Linked DNA regions of Homo sapiens: region 1 is linked to region 2. A link is an interaction called in ENCODE POLR2A ChIA-PET data of the cell type or tissue named here. Cell type or tissue: A673. All regions are shown on one strand. Links, peaks and the distances in the headings refer to the core of each region. The heading gives the core; the rest is flanking DNA.

Region 1 (9,777 bases), core at 1,105-9,104, 73 kb before region 2:
ATCGCTTGAGCCCAGGAGATTGAGGCTGCAGTAAGCCAAGATCAGTCCCCTGCACTCCAAAGCGAGACCCTCATCTCATAGTACTCTGAATAGTAAAGTATCCAATTAGAAAAGTGAAGGTAAATTTAAAATTGTTTTTAAACAGCATGTTTAAAACTACCAATGCTTAAAATGGTTTCTAATACTATTGACTCGGTTACCTAGGGTAGCAGGAGTCTTGAAATTTATTGGTGCATTCAGTGTTAGCTCCCCCTGTTGTCCACTTAATTACTGGCTTTAGTGACACATAGGAATCCTCCCTAGATTCTTTTCTGTTGTACACAGAACACCTCAGCGACACTAGCTTTGCAAACAACCCATTTGGGTTATGTAAGGAGGGCGGCTGACAGAAAGAGAATGGGGCTGACAGAAAGAGAATGGGGCTGACAGAGATTTCAGGGAAGACTTGAGTCAGGGTCAGGAGGAGGAAACTGGATGGCTTCCCAGCACCTCAGATCCACAGTGTGGCTCTGCTCTCCCCAGGGATCAGACACACCCATGCTCAGAAAACAGGGCCACACCAAGAAGAAATAAATTAGAGGCTCTCCGTGTCTCTGCTCCGTGCATAAAATGAAGAAGAATTAGCTTTCTCCTCCCTAGATCATAGAAAGCACAAGAGGCACAAAATTATTTACAGGATGAAGTCACAGGATACAGATATCTTATTATAAAGATACAGCCATTTATCTGACAAGAAATGAGTTATTTAATTATTTACATGTATGTATGTATGTATGTATGTATGCATGCATGTATGTATGCATGTATGTATTTGTTGACCGGGTCTTGCTCTGTTGCCCAGGCTGGAGCACAGTGGCACAATCATGGTTCACTGCAGCACTGACCTCCGGGGCTCAATCCATCCTCCCACCTCAGCCTCTTCAGTAGCTGGGGCTACAGGCACCACCGCAGTCAGCTAATTTGTGTATTTTTTATAGAGATGGAGTTTTACCATGTTGCCCAATCTAGTCTCAAAGTCCTGGGCTCAAGTGTTCCACCCAACTCGGCCTCCCAAAGTGTAGGGATTACAGACATGAGCCTGTACCCAGCCTCCATTTTATTTTAAATCATCAATGCCCTTCAATTAGGAAATAATAATAATGTTGAGCACTTTCTGGGTACTAGCCATTGTGCTAAGAGCTTTGCATAAATTTATCTCAGTCAAGCCTCACCACGTCCCTATGAGTTTTTTTAAATCCCCAATTTAATTTCATAGTTAGGCTAAATCTGCAAGAAGTTAAATAGCTTTTTCTAGACTACAGACACAGTAAACAGCAGGGGGCTGATTTAGATCCACTGCAGACTGACCCAAAAGCCATGTTCTTCACCCTGAATGGATTACCTGTCCCCAATTAAGCACGTGTTCTGGGTGGTAATCATGACACAGGAAGCAGAGGCATAAACTATTCCAGGAAACTCACTTAAATTTCTCTGGTCTTCAGTTACACAACGAAGCTACATCATCTTCAAAGATCCTTCTAATGTCCAAAAATTCAAGCTTTATTCTAGCGGAACCAAAAATTCCTCAGGGTCAGCTATACATAGTTGCATTAATCTACTTGACACCTTTGAGGCTTAGAGAAGTTAAGTGGTTTCCTCAAGGTTACCAAGCTAGAATGGAAAGAGATGAGATTCAAATTCTGATCTTTCAAATCCATGTCCTGGAAGTCACCTTTAAACCATAGCTGGATCTATGATCTTTAATTTATATGACAACGTTGCAAGTCAGTAGACATAAAAACATTCAGGTTACAAATCCAACTACTGAACACAGGCTATTAATTCTTAGGTTTATTAAACAAGCTCTTTTCTCCTAATAAAGAGAAAGCAGCTACAAAGTCCAACTCAGTCACTGGATATCAAGAGTTAGGCAGCGGCGTGGGTACTATGATACAAGCCCAGCCTATATTCCTAACACCCCAGGCATTGCGACTCCATAACCCCCTACGAAAAACAGCCTGGTCCTACGTGATCATGACTGGGTAAAAAGAAACCCAACAGAGCAGGGCTTGGAAGGTGATTGGGCAGCAGGCCACTTAAACATTGCTATGGAAATATAATTAGTCTTATTAACCTAATTCATTTAGGGTTTTGTGATACTTCAGAGGGAGCTGAGCCCCACCTGGATTTAAAAGAATTTGATGAAAAAATTCAGATTACAAGAGGACATTGAACTAACCTCAAGGGACCAGTCACTCAACCTTTAAAATCACCTATGTACCTATGATCTATGAAATAATGACTAGTCATTCTCCTCTATTCATTAAGACAACTTTTTAAAAAACTTATAATCTTATCTTTCCTTCATTTAAAGAACTTTTTCCTGCAATTTGCCTCAAACATAAGTTTTTACACACAACAGTCTCTACCCTCTAAGCAAGTTACCCCTCAGGTCATTCCACACAGTCTGCACATCTCTTTCTATACATGCTTTGCTGTTTTCTGTAGGGAGGAGAAGAGGGACAGTGAAGAGAGGACCAGAGCCAAGGCTGATGCATATTCTCCACACAAGGAATCATGCTGCGGGCTCTGAGGAATAAAAAGAAAAACAAAACCGGCCCTGCCCTCAAAGCATCCATGAGGTAGGTGATGTTGTGCTAGTCTAAGTGACAATGGAGACCAATGGGCCTGAGCCCTTTAACGGATAGGGTGGGTTGGCTTGTGATTCCCATACTGCTGAGTTCCCCAAAGTATAGATCTGATTCTATGGAACATTCAACCTGCTCAGCAAGCCCCATTTCCCAAGGAGCAGCTGCCTGTAAAGGTGAAACTGAGTAACTGAATACACAACCAGAGCTAACATGACTTTGACAATCAAATTGCTTTAAAGCGCTAACAGAATCATAGCAATAGGCCATCAGTCATGAGCAGAAAAGCTGACTGTTGCTAAAGAGCATGAACGACAAAGTTCTGTGACACCAGTGCTCAGTATTTGTTAAACTGCATGATGAAATAATGTGAGTCATAAAATCAATTCAATGAACAGTATTTTATGTAAATTAAATGGAAACACATATCCTTAGCAGTAACTGTAAACATCTGCAACTTGCAACAAATACTTCAGGTTCTGTGTGTGTGTGTGTGTGTGTGTGTGTGTGTGTGTGTAAATCTGGTCAGGATGTAAAAAAACTGTAAAACATATTTCTTACTGGGTGTCTTAATTTTAAAAGTTTGAAAAACACTGTCTTAGGCTCAGCAGTAAATTCAGTTTTGAATAACTGCAGCCAAAGGGAACAGCAATTAGGACCATGACCCAAGGAAAGGCAAACAAAAGTGAATAAAAATAAATACTTCCTTAGAAGGACTGACCATACGGTTCACAGTCTTGACCCTAACTCTGTTATTCTTGGCTTGAAATAATCCAGCCATCTGAGAAAACGACTGCAAAATACCTGAAAGATTTCAAGTGCAGGTGTCTGCAAGGCACACACCAAAAAAACAAATAACACCAGACTCTGAAAGACAGGAAGCCACCATTCCCAAACCATAAAGACATTGTGAGAATAAAAATGTTTATGTTACTATGTTAAAAAGCCTGGCCGGGTGTGGTGGCTCACGCCTGTAATCCCAGCACTATGGGAGGCCTGAGGCGGGTGGATCACCTGAGGCCAGGAGTTCAAGACCAGCCTGGCCAACATGGTGAAACCCTGTCTCTACTGAAAATACAAAAATTAGCTGGGTGCTATTTTTTAATACAACAAAGCTATTTTTTAAGTAAGCTATTTTTAAAATAAAAAAATTAAGATCGGTGGCGTGAGCCACCGCACATGGCCAAATACCTTTAGTTTTGAAAGGGCTAAAGAGTTAACACAGGAGAGGGCTAATACATTTACCCTACATGTTTTCCAATCCCATTACGTATCTCCATAACAAATAACCTGAACTGTCTTCATGGTCATTGATTCATTCATTTAACAAAAATGAACTGAGCACCTACTAGGCTGTGGCCACAGTTCTAAGGTAACATAAGGTAAATTGATTCTATATTATTTGTTTCTACCTACATAATTGAGGGGCTAGAAACATGGAAAATGCAAATATTTCTGAAATAAAACTACTACTAATAAATGCTACTAAGTTTAATAATAAAATACTACTAAGTTTAATCATAAGACTATCACTGATGGCCAAAATTTCTTGACATTGTAATAGTTCTTCAACAATATTATTTAGTCATAATTATCAGTCAGCTACCAAAAAAAATGAAAGTAACAAATGTTGGCAAGGATGTGGAGAAACTGGAACCCCTGTGTACTGTGGGTGGGAATGTAAAATGGTGGAACCACCATGGAAAACATTATGGCAGATCCTCAAAAAAATTAAAAATAAAGTTACCGTCTGATCCAGCAATTCTACTTCTGAGTATACAACAACAAAAAAAAATTGAAAACAGGGTCTCAAAGAGATATTTGCAAACCCACGTTCATGGCAGCATTATTCACAATAGTCAAATTGTGGAAGCAACCCAAATGTTCATTGACAGAAGAATGGATAAACAAAATGTGGTGTATACATGCAATTAAATATTAATCAGCCTTAAGAAGGAAGGAAATTCTGACACCTGCTACAGTATGGATGGACCTTAAGGACATTATATAATGCTAAGTAAAATCAGCCAATACTAAAAAGACAAATACTCTATGCTTCTATTTATATAAGGTACCTAGGGTAGTCAAATTCATAGAGATGGAAAACAGAATGGTGGTTTCCAGGGGCTGAGCTGGAGAGAGGGAGATGAAGAGTCATTTAATGGTACAGAGTTTCAGTTTTGCAAGATGAAAAGAGCTCTGGAGACTGTGCGACAATGTGAATATGTAACTGCACACTTAAAAACAGTCAAGATGGTAAGTTTATGTGTATTTTGCAATTATAAAAAATATATATCAGACAGTGTTTACCTTCGGGGTTTTTATACCATAGAGCATTGCCCATGGTTCTGGATGCGAAGAACAACTTCTCAAGGATCCTGTGTAAGTTGAATCCAGGCTTTGCAGCAGCCTAAGCATTTCCCTTACCGAAAGCCCATCCCGGAAGTTCTGACTCTAATTCATTGTCTAACCAAATAGCCTTGCAAAACCATTTCCTCAAAACCCAGAGCAAGGCTATTTTGTTTGTGTTCTTTTTTTTTTGTTGTTGTTAGTGGTGAAACTACAAAAGTTACAGAAAGTATAGAAAGATGGACAACTTTTCCCCTTAAATTTATTGAAATTAAATTTTATTTACCCTGTAGAATGTTATCTTGAAATTGAATTGTTTTTTCTTGAACCTACAGAATATCATGCATACAAATGTAAAATTTCTATAAATCTGCAAGCGTCTTTTCCCCCGAGACAAGCAAGTTCCTGTGTTGCCTATTTTTATACCAATTGTACACTAAACTGGGGCACCCTGGCTGCAAGAGGGCCAGACAAAACTGCCCCAGGGCTGCTCAAAAGAGGCCATTTTGCACATAAAGAAATAGTGTTGTTTCTGGAACTTCTAGAGGAAAGAGTACATACGCTGTATGCCAATTTACTCAGAAAATGCCTCAGAAACCATGGAGTTTAAACTCTATTGTCATTTTATTGGGTGCCCGCCACCTTGACCGGCTAATTTTTGTATTTTTAGTAGAGACAGGGTTTCATCATGTTGGCCAGGCTAGTCTTGAACTCCTTACCTCAGGTGATCTGCCTGCCTCGGCCTCCCAAAGTGCTGGGATTACAGGCATGAGCCACCGCACTCAGCCCACACAGTGATCCTTGTTATTCATGATGGTAGTTCTGTCTATGAAGTTGCCTTGAACACCGCCATAGGAAATACTAATCCTTAGCTTCTGGGGGAAACACAGGGTTAGGTTCCTGCAAGCCTCTGGTCACAAAATTTTCATCAACCAACTTATAACGTCATTTTATGTGTGTTTCTGTTTTTTAAAAAAAAAATGGCTTATTTGATCTAAGTTGTTGGTTCATTGACACTAAACTCACAGCCAACAGCACTAAAGCCCATGCCTGAAGAAAGCTTAGCTAACACATGTATTTTTCCCTATAAGGCACATCACAGCCTTCTTGCACTTAAAAACACTGGACAGGGCCAGGCGCGGTGGTTCACGCCTGTAATCCCAGCACTTTGGGAGGCCAAGGCTGGTGGATCACCTGAGGTCAGGAGTTCAAGTCCAGCCTGTTCGACATGGTGAAACCCTGTCTCTACTAAAAATATAAAAATTAGCCGGGCGTGGTGGCTGATGCCTGTAACCCCAGCTACTTGAGAGGCTGAGGCAGGAGAATTGCTTGAACCCGGGAGGCGGAAGTTGCAGTGAGCCAAGATCAAGCCACTGCACTCCAGCCTGGGCGACAAGAGTAAGACTCCATCTAAAAAAAAAAAAAGTCCTACTGGACAGTTCTTTAGCCCTATATTTGGGGAGCCATTTTAAACAGTGAAATCACCAAGAAAAAGCCCAAAAATGCAGAAGACATGGCACTGAATTGTCTGCATCCAGGACACTCGTTTACAGTATGAGAACTGAGGCAAGAAGGCAGAGTGTCACCTTGTTCAACCTCCACCGGGTACGTGTACCTTGAGCTACTCAAATTTTTTTGCTGCTCTGTACATATCCACCAATGACCACAAAGAGTCCTCACGGATGGATTTGGGGCTTACAAATACATTTTAGCAAGTAGGCCAATTTCACAGATACAGAATTCTCAAAGATTGAGGATCGACTGTATTAACCCATTTGGGAATTTTCTTAGACCTAAACTTAGAGTAATAGATAGGAAGTCTATTCAAACCTTTCTGGGGGAAACTTTTAAAAGGTCACTTGAAAATTCAAGGGCTCTGAGCTACATACATAGAGCACTAGTTACTATCTTCCTGGGGTGGTGAAAATGTCCTCTTCACTCCCCCAAATTCAGCAGGCAAAATGCTGGGCAAATGATCGATTGCCATGGACCTAGCCATGTTGACTACCAGCATCTACCACCTGCGTAACTTTGCGTGACTTTGATCCAATCGCAAGCTGTTCCTCTACCCATGACGGGATTTCCCACAGTCTCCAGAAGGCACTTCCTGAAAATCATTCCCTTTGTCTATTCATGCCTTTAACATGTCATCTCAATGTAGCTTCAAGTTAGAATTCACTGACATTCTTTCATATTCTAACAAAGATGTCTCTGTTCCAAGATCGCTATTTCATTTCCAGATATATGCTAAGATAAAATTCAAAATTTAAAAAATGCCCAATTTTTCCAATTTGCTATTCATAGCAGCACCAAGTGTCTTAAATCATAAAAATGGAAACATCTGACAGACATACTGCAACTACAAGATCCTTATAAAGTAACACATGATTTTTTTTATCTCCCTGGAGAAGTAAAGATGCTTTGATTTATAGTCATGATCAGACTGTACCAAAACATGCTGCCTCCTTGAAGCAGGTAATATTTAGGGCTGCAATACAAGCTTTCCTCGGTGTTCATTAGGATCACAGTGTTTCTTCAGAGCTGCAGGAAACATTCAAAATTCACCAGCCCTTTATCTATTAGAAGAGATAAGCACTCAAGATGTGTTCCCAGGGAAAAAAACATTTTTGATCATGTCAACTCCCTCATCTATGATAACCATCCAAACCTCAGCTCCTCCTCCTTTCCTTTGAAACTAAAATAGGAAGCACTGGCATGAAAAACTTCTGCTTTTTAAAGTCTCAAAACTGGTTACTTGTATTTAAAAGCCTTTTTGCCTGTTTAAAACTAAAAACACTTTTACACCTTCATTAAAGTTATGACCGATGTGTTTAATTTTAAAGACATAGCTGCCATTCTTAATTACTTCCTCTACCTTTAACATCCCTGTCTTACATAAAATATTCAAAAAAAAAAAAACAATGTGAGGCCGTGCTTTGGATTCCATGTGGCCAATTTCACTCTGTGGCAGTTGCCAGCAGAACTCCACATCTAGAACAACCAGTATGTGCCTAAGGCCTTTCCTGTTCTTTTTGTTTCCTTGAGTTTATTCCTGTCAGGTGTAAGCACTCCAGAAATGTAGAATTATGACATAGGAACTCACACTGAGTCATAGCTGGAACTCATCTCTTCTGAGTTCACAATTAAAAACAAATGAAATCTAAAATTACATTGAAAACATAAAGGTAGATGGAAGTTTAAAGTGCAGATGTGGCTTCAGCCCCAGCTGGATATGCTCAGGGGGGAACAGATGTCAGTAATAAACCTAGGAGAGCTACAAAAGTTAGCTTATATCCATCACCAAGTGAAAATGCTGACGTACATATAAAACTGTGCCCTGCCTGCTTTCCTACCCAGTCTGAGTGTGCAATATGGAAACAGCCTGGAAAAGAACCCAGAAACCCTGTGGAGATGCAGAGCAGGTCTGCCACATCAGCGGTGAGGAAGTCACTTACTGCATGGTCGGGGTAGGCTAGCCATGCAGCACCATCAGGAAAGGTATGGTTTCTTCTAACACTTGGCACCTGGCCTATGCATCCTCTAAGTTCACCAAAGAAAGAAAACACATAATCTGCGGTTACATTCATTAAAGTCTGCCACAGGAGAATAGGGTTCTCGATGGGTATGGGGAGATGACAGAACAAAACTATAAATGACCAGGAATGGAATAAAATTAAACCTAAAGTGACCAGGGCAAAAAGCAAACCCCAGAATGATCATCATGGTATTAATAATTACATAAAGACTATAAACTCAGAAGAAGCTAGGAGAACACCCAGAGCCTGAAAGTTGGAGAAGGTTATAGCTGCCACACTCTTTAGATGAAGTTCATTTATGAGACTTTCTTTATATAGCCTGTATAGTTACATAAACTAGAGTCAATCAGGTTTTTCTAAACTGCGCTCTTGTTACTAGATCTTATTACAGTCTTCACATTTCAGAGCTAAATTAAAAAAACACACACATTTAGCCATATGTTTTCTATGGAAAGCACTAACCATACATTTGAAAATGAGGGTGACTTTCTTTTTTGTATTTTGCAGCCAGGATATTTTATTCACCAAAATTAAGCGAAGCAGTTCCTACTTATGAACTCATATGAACTAATTCAGCCCCGTCAAATCGAGAAACTTTAAATATTAAATTCTACTGTACAATCTCAGCTGGAAGTCATCTCTCTCTCCACCAACCTTCCAGGGCACTTGGCACCTATCCTATAATGCAAACATTCTGTGTAGCTCAAGGAGGTGGCCTGATTTGGTGCATTCAACAGTGGCTAGAGGTCTAAGCCTCTTTGCTTCTGCAGGGAGACAAAGAAAAATCATTTACTATTTTGCAAAGATCGCTTCATTGAATTTTCTTGGGGTCAATAGCCCTTAGCAGAAAACAAGTATTCCACACTTGTTCTATAAGGTTCTAGGAGGTTCTTACAAACCTCATCAGCAAGTAGTATTTTTTACATAACTTGCTATTAGCTTGGAAATTTACTACAGTCTCTGTTTATTTTCTTCAGTTGTTAAATATGTACTTTTTTTTTTTTTTTCACTGAGATTAAAAGAGGAGTCCAGGCAAAACAGTAAGAACATGGGTAAGAAATGGAAAGACAATAAATGTCTTGACTTGTTTTCGGGACTCAGACTGCCTAGGCTTAAATGCCTGCAATGTCACTCCCTGGCTCTCTGTTCTTGGCAAGTTACTTCACTTCCCAGGCACCTGGTACCCACCTCTCAGGGAACCTGGTATCTATCCTATGATGCAAACATTCTCTAGTTCAAGGAGATGGCCTGATTAGGTGCATTCA
Region 2 (9,777 bases), core at 1,020-9,019:
ATTAGGTCCAAGGAACAACACAACTATGAAAATACAGCTGAGTTCTTAAAACCACTGATTAGAACTTGGATGAAATGAATCCACAGATGATTCATCAAAGAGCCCAACTTTTACAAGAGTCTGAAAGAATAAATATTGCAGAGTTGAATCAGTTAGGGACTTGAAACACTCACCAAGAAAAAGACTTAAGCACATTCATAACATTTGATGACTGTAATTTAATAGCAAAATTTTTGTGATGGTTATTTTTATGTGTCAACTTGACTGGGTCACAAGATGTGCAGACATTTGGGCTAACATTATTCTGGGTGTGTCTGTGAGGTTGTTTCTGGATGAGATTAACATCTGAATGGGTAGACTAAGTACAGTATATTGCCCTCATAATGTGGGTGGGCTTTGTACAAGCTGTTGAAAATCTGATGAAACAGAAAGGCTGATTCTCCCTTGGGTAAGAGAGAATTTCCTCCTGCCTAACTGTCTTGAGCTGCGACATCAGTATTTTCCTGCCTTGAGACTCAAATGGGAACATCAGCTCTTCCTCTGTCTTGGGGCTGCTGGCCTTCAGACTGGAACTACATGATCAGCCCTCCTGGTTCTCAGGCCTTCAGACTCAGACTGGAACTACACCATCAGCTCTCCTGGGTCTCCAGCTTGCCGAATGCACATCTTGTCAGCCTCCACAATCATGTGAACTGATTTCTTATGACAAATCTATCTCTGTTTATCTATAGATATAGATATGGACAGAGACATATACAAATCCTATTGGTTCTGTTTCCCTGGAGAACCTTGACTATTACTGGTTTACATTGATATTTGTGTTCAGTGAGACTCTATTGGTGACAAGTGACAAACTACCTCCCATAAGTGGATATTCTGGAGGTGGGTGGCTTAGTTTTACCCCTGGCTTCATACAGTGGTTCAGATGATGACACTGAATCCATTTTCCTGCTCTCTCCATTTCTCAATTCTGCTTTCTTTGGGTTGACTCCATTCTTGCACAGGCTTTTCTCTGTTGGTCACAACATGAATCGTCTAGATTCTCATTCAGGGAAATAAGATGCCCTCACCTGAAGCAAAAGGTTTCATTTTATCTCAGTAGTTCTGATTGAGTCACATGTGATACTGTTGAAAACGTGTGGCCCTGAGCACCTTGCAAGCACCTGCTGGGTGTGCCAGACTGCAGGTCCTATCCCCCTCTTGATACTGAGGAGCTCTGTAGCTCCTCACATAGGCAATTGAGCAGATCAAGGCAACAACTGGACTGCAGCCTGCATGGTGTGGGGGTTGGGGAGGAGGGGAGACTGCCTTATTTATTGCTGGCTGAAATATTCTCTGCTTGCTCAAAATGCACTGAGTCCTCAACCCTGAGTTCCCTCCTGCAACACATCCCACGGTATGAGCAGATGCCATCTGATCCTCTGTGTCAGCCAGTGGAATTGGAGCTTGAGGAACTAGCACAAATATACTAACGTTTTGGCTCCTACTTTTGCTATGCTACATTTTGTGTGTTTGTCTCTGTCAGTGAGTCTTACAACATCTGTCAGCATCCCTGAAATGGTGGCAGGCCAAATTGTTATCTTGCAAGGAGGGTAACATCTCAGACTTTTCATAGCTCTTGAGAGATACACTGATTGACTTAAGCCATCCTTTGCTCCAACTCAAATCCACTGGGAACACATTGAGAAGCAGGGGAGGTGGTCCTGCAGAAGAGGATTTACAGATCCCAGAAGAAGGGCAAATAGAAGGTGGGCAGGGGAAAAAATGGGAATTATGCCAATTTGATATGACCCTCACGTGCCCTACCTGTTAAACAAAGATGCAGTACCTCTTAATTCAATTCCACACTCAGGCAATTCCACTTTCAGTTGTGTTCACTGGGCCCAGGACCCCATGAAGACTAACAGAATTCCTTAGGACTCAGGCAAAGTGCCAAGGATCCCACAGCCACCACAGATCATCTAGGAGAAGAACTCCTATGATGAGGCCGAAAATGTGATTTCTTTCCTTCTTTTTATTTATTTTTTTATTTGAGACAGGGTTTCGCTCTGTCACCCAGGCTGGAGTGCAATGGCATGATCTCAGTTCACTGCAACCTCCGCCTCCCAGGTTCAAGTGATTCTCCTGCCTCAGCCTCCCGAGTAGCTGAGATTACAGGTGCACACCACCACGCCTGGCTAATTTTTTTTTTTTTTTTTTTTTTTTTTTTCAGTAGACATGGGGTTTCACCATGTTTGCCAGGCTGGTCTCAAACTCCTCACCTCAGGTGATCTGCCCTCCTCAGTCTCCCAAAGTGCAGGGATTACAGGCATGAGCCACCATGCCTGGCCTAAAATTATGATTTTAATCACAAACAACATTTACAGAAGTTAAACTAGAAGCAAAAGTATTTCACCCAATCCCACCTCCTCCAAACAACCAAATTGATTTTGTTTGAATCCCCTTCTAGTTCTTTTGCATATGCATACATACTGCTTATGAAATTATAGTATAAGCATAACTTATTAATATTCTTCTTAATTATATTAGTGTTAGTACTGTTACTACTTAATATTATTAGTACATTTAACCTGTATCACAGATATTTCCCCATAGTGTTTTTGTTGATCATTTTCATTTTAATTAGTGCAAAAAATGCAATGCCAAAATATAAGTAGTTACAGTCATCCCTCCTTACCCATGGGTTTGCTTTCTGCAGCTTCAGTTACCTGCTGCCAACCACTGCCCCAAAATAGGTGAGTAAAGTACAATAAGATATTCTGAGAGAAAGACAGAGCCCACATTCACATAACTTTGATTATAGTATTAGGTTGGTGCAAATGTAATCATGGTTTTTGCCATTGAAAGTAATGGCAAAAGCCACGATTACATTTGCACCAACCTAATATATTGTTTTAATTATTCTATTTTATTACTGTTTTTGTTAATCTCTTACTATGCATAATTTATAAATTAAACTTTGTTACATGTTTGTATGTGTAGGAGTAAACCTAATATCTATAGGGTTTGGTACTATCTGTGGTTTCAAGCATTCATTGGGAATCCTGGAACATATCTCCCATGGATAAGGGAGATCTACAGTATATACAACTTATTTACCATTTCCTTCTAAATAAGTACATCAATTATGTTCCTTATTCCCCATAAAATAGAAAGTGTAAATAACATTTGTATAACTTTAGGCTTTCCTTACTTTATTTCATGTGATTCTGGCAACTCAGTGAAGATAGCTTTGGGTTTTTCCCCCTATTTACAGTTGAGGAAAGAGAGGCTCAGAGACAGTAAGCAAGCCACAGCATGATGACCTGAGCCCAGTGTTTCCAGTGCTTCTAGATTCCACTGGCTTTGCATATGTTGGTGCTGACAGACTTTGACTTTTAGAAGCTAACTGCCCAGTAACTGCTACCAGTGACTCAAGTGTCTGTGTCAATAAGCAGGGCTCTCTGGCTTTATGAGTAAAGGAACTGCACAGGTATCGACTTGGGTTAATTTGAAGAATCTGTAGAAGGCTTTTATGCCTGCAAATATCTCATCCATCACGGTCTGTAATTCCTCCCTTTAAAAGGCATGTCTCTGAGTTTTGGTGACCTTTTGGTCTTTAAGAGGTCCTTATTAAAATCTCTAGGTTATTGAGAAGGGTGACTGTATAAGAGAGGTTTTGTTAACCCCAGTAATAGGATTGTTTTCCACTGCTTGATATTAGTGGCCTAAGCAGACATCTGTTGTTTCGTTCCTCAGCAGCCCCACCCTCATATAATGGAATTGCCTCTTCCTCCCAATGACATAGTTATTATGAAGGCAGCCATGTTAAAATAATGTGATCACTGGTGGTGATCTTTCTCGTGTCAGAATTGAGTCAACTGAGACCTTTCCCGAGACTTTGTAATTGAGACACAGAGATAAAATGCTTTCTCTTTCCCTCTCACTCATTAAAGGGCAATTTCACAGTCCATAGAGAACACAAAAGCAGAAACTCTGCACCCAGTGAATTGTGAAGATGAGAATTGAACCTGTCCTAAGAAACCTGCAAAGGCACAAATTTAGGACATTTCAAAGGCTGTGGAATTATCAAATAAATGTTAGTAATTGCTCACATGTGACCGTAACCTGTGAACATTTAATTTATCATTTATCCAATAAACACCAAACACCTATTGAGAGGCTCTTGTGCCATGCCCTGGAGACACGGATGAAATCATCCCTTTCTCAGGAAGCTCGCAGGCTGGTGAGAGAGCCAGACAAGCAAATGAATTATTTCAAAGCACATGCGCAGCCCTCTGAGGATGATAAATGTGTTAGGTACTGTAACCAAGGAAAGCACAGTTATGAAAGACAGGAGTGAGTGAGAGGTCAGGTGGACTTCAGGGAGGAGTGAACTTTTGAGGGGTTCCTGCTGGCTGAGGGGGAATTTTCCCATGGGAAGACGCTGGATGTGTAGACTATGAGTCTGGCATATACAACGGTCCCTGTAAGGAGAGGAGGATGTGCCAGGGAAGGGAGAAGTAAAAGAGTGTGGTGTTTGGGGGTGTGCCTTACAGTCTGCAGAGTTGAATCACAAGATTCATGGCAGGGAATAGGAAGCACAAAGACAGGAAGGACCATCCTGGGATGGGCCTCATGATCTGGGCTAGTGGAGTCTGTGCTATGTGTGAGGATGATTACTTTGAAAGCAAAGAGGTGGCAGGCAGAGAATGAGGGGTCATGTGCACGGGTTCTAAGGCAATACAGCCCTAATGCCCTGTAGCTGTGTGCCCTCAGCAAGCAGGTGCAGGTGCCCCTTTCTATGCTGCAATTCCCTCAACTCCAAATTAACACTCAGGCAGTATGAGTGCACACAAAATCACGCACACCAAAATCCTCATGCCCCATAGGCTTCTTGGGAGAATCGAATGCCATGTGTTTAAAGCACTTAACACAGAGCCTGACAAATGTACTGACAGCTTACTACAGGATAAATACCGTTAGTAATTTGAGTAGCAGTGGGTTGATATGTGCAAAAGGAAGTAAAGAAGCTTAGGGTGTATCTAGGATCAAACAAGGAGGAAAAAACTATCACCTCCCCTGGAGAGAAAGCTTTAAGATCCTGTTCATTGGAGAACACTTTGAGTACAGATGCTCCTCAGCTTATGATGAGATTATGTCCTGATAAACCCATTGTAAGTTGAATATATAGTTAAACTGAAAATGCATTTAATACATCTAACCTATAGAATATCATAGCTTAGCCTAGCTTACCTTAAACCTGATCAGAACACTTGGGTTACCCCACAGTTGGGCAAAATCATCTAACACAAAGCCTATTTTATAATAAAGTGTTGGATATCTCATATAATTTAATGAATACTATACTTAAATGAAAAACAGAATGGTGTATGAGTGCCTGAAGTATGTTTCTACTTAATGCATGTCACTTTTGCATCATTGCAAAGTTGAAAAACCATAAGTCAAGCCATCAAAAGTCGGGGACTGTCTGTACTCCTTGCTAATTATCTGGAAAATGTGTTTCTAGGTAGCTGGGTATGAAGAAAAAAACAATTAGGAAAAACTTTAGTGAAATACTTTTCATTGAATATTCTATGTAAAACACAGGATAGAAAACCAAAGACATCAGCCTGGGCAACATGGAAAACCCTGTCTCTACAAAAAAAAAAAAAAAAAAAAAAAATTAGCTGGGTGTGGTGGCACATGCCTGTAGTCCCAGCTATTTAGGAGGCTGAAATGGGAGGATCACTTGAGCCTGGGAGGTCAAGGCTGCAAGTGAGCTGTGATTATGCCCCTGCGCTGGAGCCTGTGCTACAGAATGAGACTCTATCTGAAAGAAATGAGCAAAAAAAAAGAAAAGAAAAGAAAACCAAACAGAGTGTAAAGGAAGTTAAGATACATCTTGCTCACATTGCTTTGGCTTCAATTACACAAGGGAAAAACCAAGATTTTCTTTTTTCTCTCATAACCCAACAGAAGATCATGATAGCCTTTGATGCAGATGTGTTTAGCTGATTAAAGAGTTTGCAAAATGTGGGGACTTTTTCACTTTGTCATATTTGCAGACAACCTGGAAAGAAGATTTATGCACTGGAAAGTAGTGTGGGAACTTTTGTTGTGGGATACTTTCTAGAAGCCGAAATATTAAATCCATTCACTTATAAGCAAACACAGTGTCTACAAGATGCCAAAACACGCAAGCATGTGTTCATCAATTAGATGACAGAGGGATATTTGGCCAATGAATCAAAGTTTTGTTTTACATGATGCCAAACATCTGGATATTTGGAAGCAGCTGTTTGGCATCTTGTGGACTAAATAGAAGCACTTTTGTACCACTGTGGCCTGAGATTGCCTTCTGTCCAATCTGCTCACTGTCCCTAAGATCCAGTCCCAAGAACACTGTTGACCACACAGGGCCAGTACTGGTTTGAGCCAAGATCAGGCAGTAAAATTGATGGAAACAGAATTGCTCACTGGGATGCAGGCCTGAGGAGTAGGCATGGAACAGACTTATTAGGGAGACCAAACCTCCTAAATGCACCAGTTCATGAGACCACAGTGCACTGGAATAAGACAGGAAGTAGTGTGGAAATCAGGGTCAGAGGGGTACCTCCTCAGACAAAGGCACTTGAGGGAGGAGGCTGCATCAGGAGCTCACACTTGGCTGCATTTTCATTATTCACTGAGTCAGCAGCATGGTGTAGTAGAAAGCATGGGACCAAGATGTAAAGGACCTGAGCTCTGCTCCTGGCTCCACCACCAGGTTGCACATGACCATGAGCAAATGCAAATGCTCTGAAACTTGGCAATGTTTTTTCTTTTCTTTCTTTCTTTCTTTTTTTTTTTTTTTTTTTTTTTGAGATGGAGTTTTGTTCTGTCTTGCAGGCTGGAGTGCAGTGGCATGAGCATGGCTTACTGTAGCCTCAACCTCCCAGGCTCAAGCAATCCTCCCACCTCAGCCTTCATAGTAGCTGGGACTACAGGTATACATCACCATGCCTGGCTAATTTTTTTGCATTTTTTGTAGAGATGGGGCCTCACCATGTTGCCTAGGCTGGTCTCGAACTCCTGGGTGCAAGCGATTTGCCAGCCTCAGCCTCCCAGAGTTCTGGAATTATAAGCATGAGCTGCCACACCCAGCCAACTCAGCATTCTAATAGGTAAAATAGAGCATCATAATTATCTCTCAGAGCTGCTGAGAAGCTTGAATGAGATTATTGACATACTTTTTAAATGGCAAAATGATATCAAATGTAAATTATCATTAATAGTTCTTATATTCTCACTTTTTGATATGTAAAATTGAAATGATGAACTAATAAAATTATGGGGAGACTACAGAAAGGATGTTTCAGAGAGTTCTTGGTGAGAATGGGTTGTCTTGAAAGGTACTGGGAAAACTTAGTGGAGAAAAGCTTGAGGTTTAGAGAAAAACAGAGGTGGGTTTGAACTCCAGCTTCAGTGAAGTTTAGCAGTGGATCTTTGAGCATAAAAAGTGGATCTTTTTTATGCTTTGCTTTCCGGATTTGTAAAGGGGACTAAGAATAGCAGCTACCTCAGAGGGCTGTTGAGGGTTAAGGAAATAATGCCAGCAAAGTATCATACGCGGCTCACAGCAAATGCAAAGGTGCTGCTGGTATTACGATGAGTGAGCCTCCTGTCATTGAAAGGGTTCAAGCAGAGGTGGAATCTCAACCCCTCCAAGGGTTTGATGGTGTATGAGGTCGTTTAACAAAATGATTTCTAAGTTTCCTGCAAATTCAAAGTTTCTATGAGTTTCTCACATAAAAACACAATTACGGGAAATAAACAAGAAATGAATTTGATCCTTGGAAAAGATCATTTCACTTGTGTGCAAAATGAGAAACTATATATGACTGTAACCCCAAAAACTATCCTCCAAAGCTGTGTCTTTTTACTGGCACTGAATCCAGCCTATTATTTAGCAAAGCCCAACACAAACAACTAGTGAGCTTGTTCACAATGCCCTGGGCTTTGAAGTGTCAAGATTTCAACTTCTCCTGCTCTTGTTGGGTTGGCCCCAGTACAAGATAAGGGACCAGAGGATCTTGTTGGCAAGTTAAAGAATGAAAACAGTAACAGCAGTTATCAATGTAACTGTGCCATTAGTCCTAACTGAAGTTGTAATTGCTGGCAGACAGATAAAATTATTTGGGGCAGAGCTATCAATGTTTCTCACTTTGAAAAAAATAAAACAAAACACCATTCTTCCTATTAAACTCATCTTTTAGGAGAAAGGAAAGACAGCTCAGCTTTGGACACTGAGCCAAGGGGAAGTGCAACCCAGCTTTGGACGCTGAACCCTTATTGAACTGGAGAGAGAAAAATTCTCACTAGCAAATGTAAATTTCTCTTTGTCAGAGGTAAAGTTAACTGAAAACTTCAATAAAAACAAATAACTTTTAAATATTTTTCTTCATATATTCTTGGCTTCACATTCATTTTTTGAGCACCAACTATGTGCTGAGCACATTGCTAAGCCTTTTGCATGCTCTGCTAGGCATGCTCCATTTGCTTTTCCAGATTGACTTTTCCTCCTGGTCTGGCACAAGCTGACCTTTCATAGATGACATCATTTGAGCGCCACTGACTGGTTCATAGTTGAGCATGACTACTGGGAGGCAACAGTTAGAAGGACAGGAGGCAAAAGAGGCTAGTTTATTCATCCCCAGCCTGAGCTTCGGGTACTGAAAATTCAGGACCTGTATTAGGCTATTAGTAGCCCCGGGGTAGCTTACAACCCTGTGTGACTTCCCTTAACCCTGCTCACACTTTTGTAACTAATCCATCAAACAGATGGCCCTTTAGAGTGTGCCATCTGTTTTTTGTTGTTTTTTTTTTTTTTTTTTTTTTTCTGTAAACTGACTGATGCATGTGATTATTTCTGATGGACTATAACCAGAAATGACATAGTCACTTTGAGGCCAAAGTAGTAAAAAGCCAGTGTGGCTCCTCCATTCGTCAGGAAGTAAAAGCCTCTTAGATGTTAGATTGCCATTTGGAAGAGGCCCAGGTCCTTGATCACTTTTGGAGGAGAGCCACCTTTTCCTCCCACCCTCAACTGTGACGTAAGCAAGAAGTAAATTTTTGTCAGATTAAGCCGCTGAAATTTTGGGGTTCACTTGTTAATGCAGCAGAGCCTATCTTATCCTGACTAATTCTCTCATTTAATCCTTATAACCTCCTTATGAAGTAGATACTTACATTAACTCTCATTTTATAGATGAGAAAACTGAGATGTTATGAGAAAACTGAGATGCAGAGAACTTAAGTAACTTGCAACCAGACCAGAAGGAACAGAGCTGTGCTCAAACTCAGGTCTTTCTGACACTAAAGTCCAAACTCTTAACAGAAGATAGCATGGTTTTCCCCTAAACCACACTCTTTTGTGTGGCATGGAAGGTATGTCTCTTCTTCACACTTAGGAAAATGCACTTGCTGTCAGTGAATCTTGCAAATGGCATGAGACCAGAACAGGCATACTGGTCGGGCAAAGCAGTTGATCCAGCAAATGTTTACAGGACTGTCCTAAAGCCTGGAAACTCATAACTAGCCCTGTAATATCCTTGCTTAGCTCCCTGACCTGGAAAAGAGGGATATAGGATTTACTTTCTTGCCTAAAGCTTATGACATTATCTCTGTGTGAGTATCATACTTTTCCATTTTCCTCTGATATAAAAACAGCCCTTCTCGGCTGGGCAGAGTAGCTTATGCCTGTAATCCCAGCACATTGGGAGGCCAAGTTGGGTGGATCACCTGAGGTCAGGAGTT

Evidence for each region. Peaks named below come from ENCODE experiments on the same cell type or tissue, not always from the same donor. Only the 100,000 strongest peaks of a DNase experiment are listed, where the experiment ranks them.
Region 1: POLR2A ChIA-PET joins it to region 2 with 16 read pairs; 2 of 35 experiments call an interaction of 5 or more read pairs at or near these places.

The regions. Positions count from the first base shown.
Region 1 is chr13:46,593,986-46,603,762 of GRCh38, reverse strand. The region is part of intron 1 of LRCH1 (leucine rich repeats and calponin homology domain containing 1); the gene reads right to left. Among named protein-coding and RNA genes, the nearest start is that of LRCH1, 46 kb to the right of the region's middle. RefSeq lists a silencer at 8,327-8,376. In A673, for the core only: no CTCF peak of the experiment used is centred there; DNase peaks (open chromatin) are centred at 2,962 and 5,072; H3K4me3 peaks cover 447 bases; H3K27ac peaks cover 6,363 bases.
Region 2 is chr13:46,521,048-46,530,824 of GRCh38, reverse strand. No RefSeq gene overlaps it. Among named protein-coding and RNA genes, the nearest start is that of LRCH1, 27 kb to the left of the region's middle. RefSeq lists a silencer at 1,102-1,241. In A673, for the core only: no CTCF peak of the experiment used is centred there; no DNase peak of the experiment used is centred there; H3K27ac peaks cover 447 bases.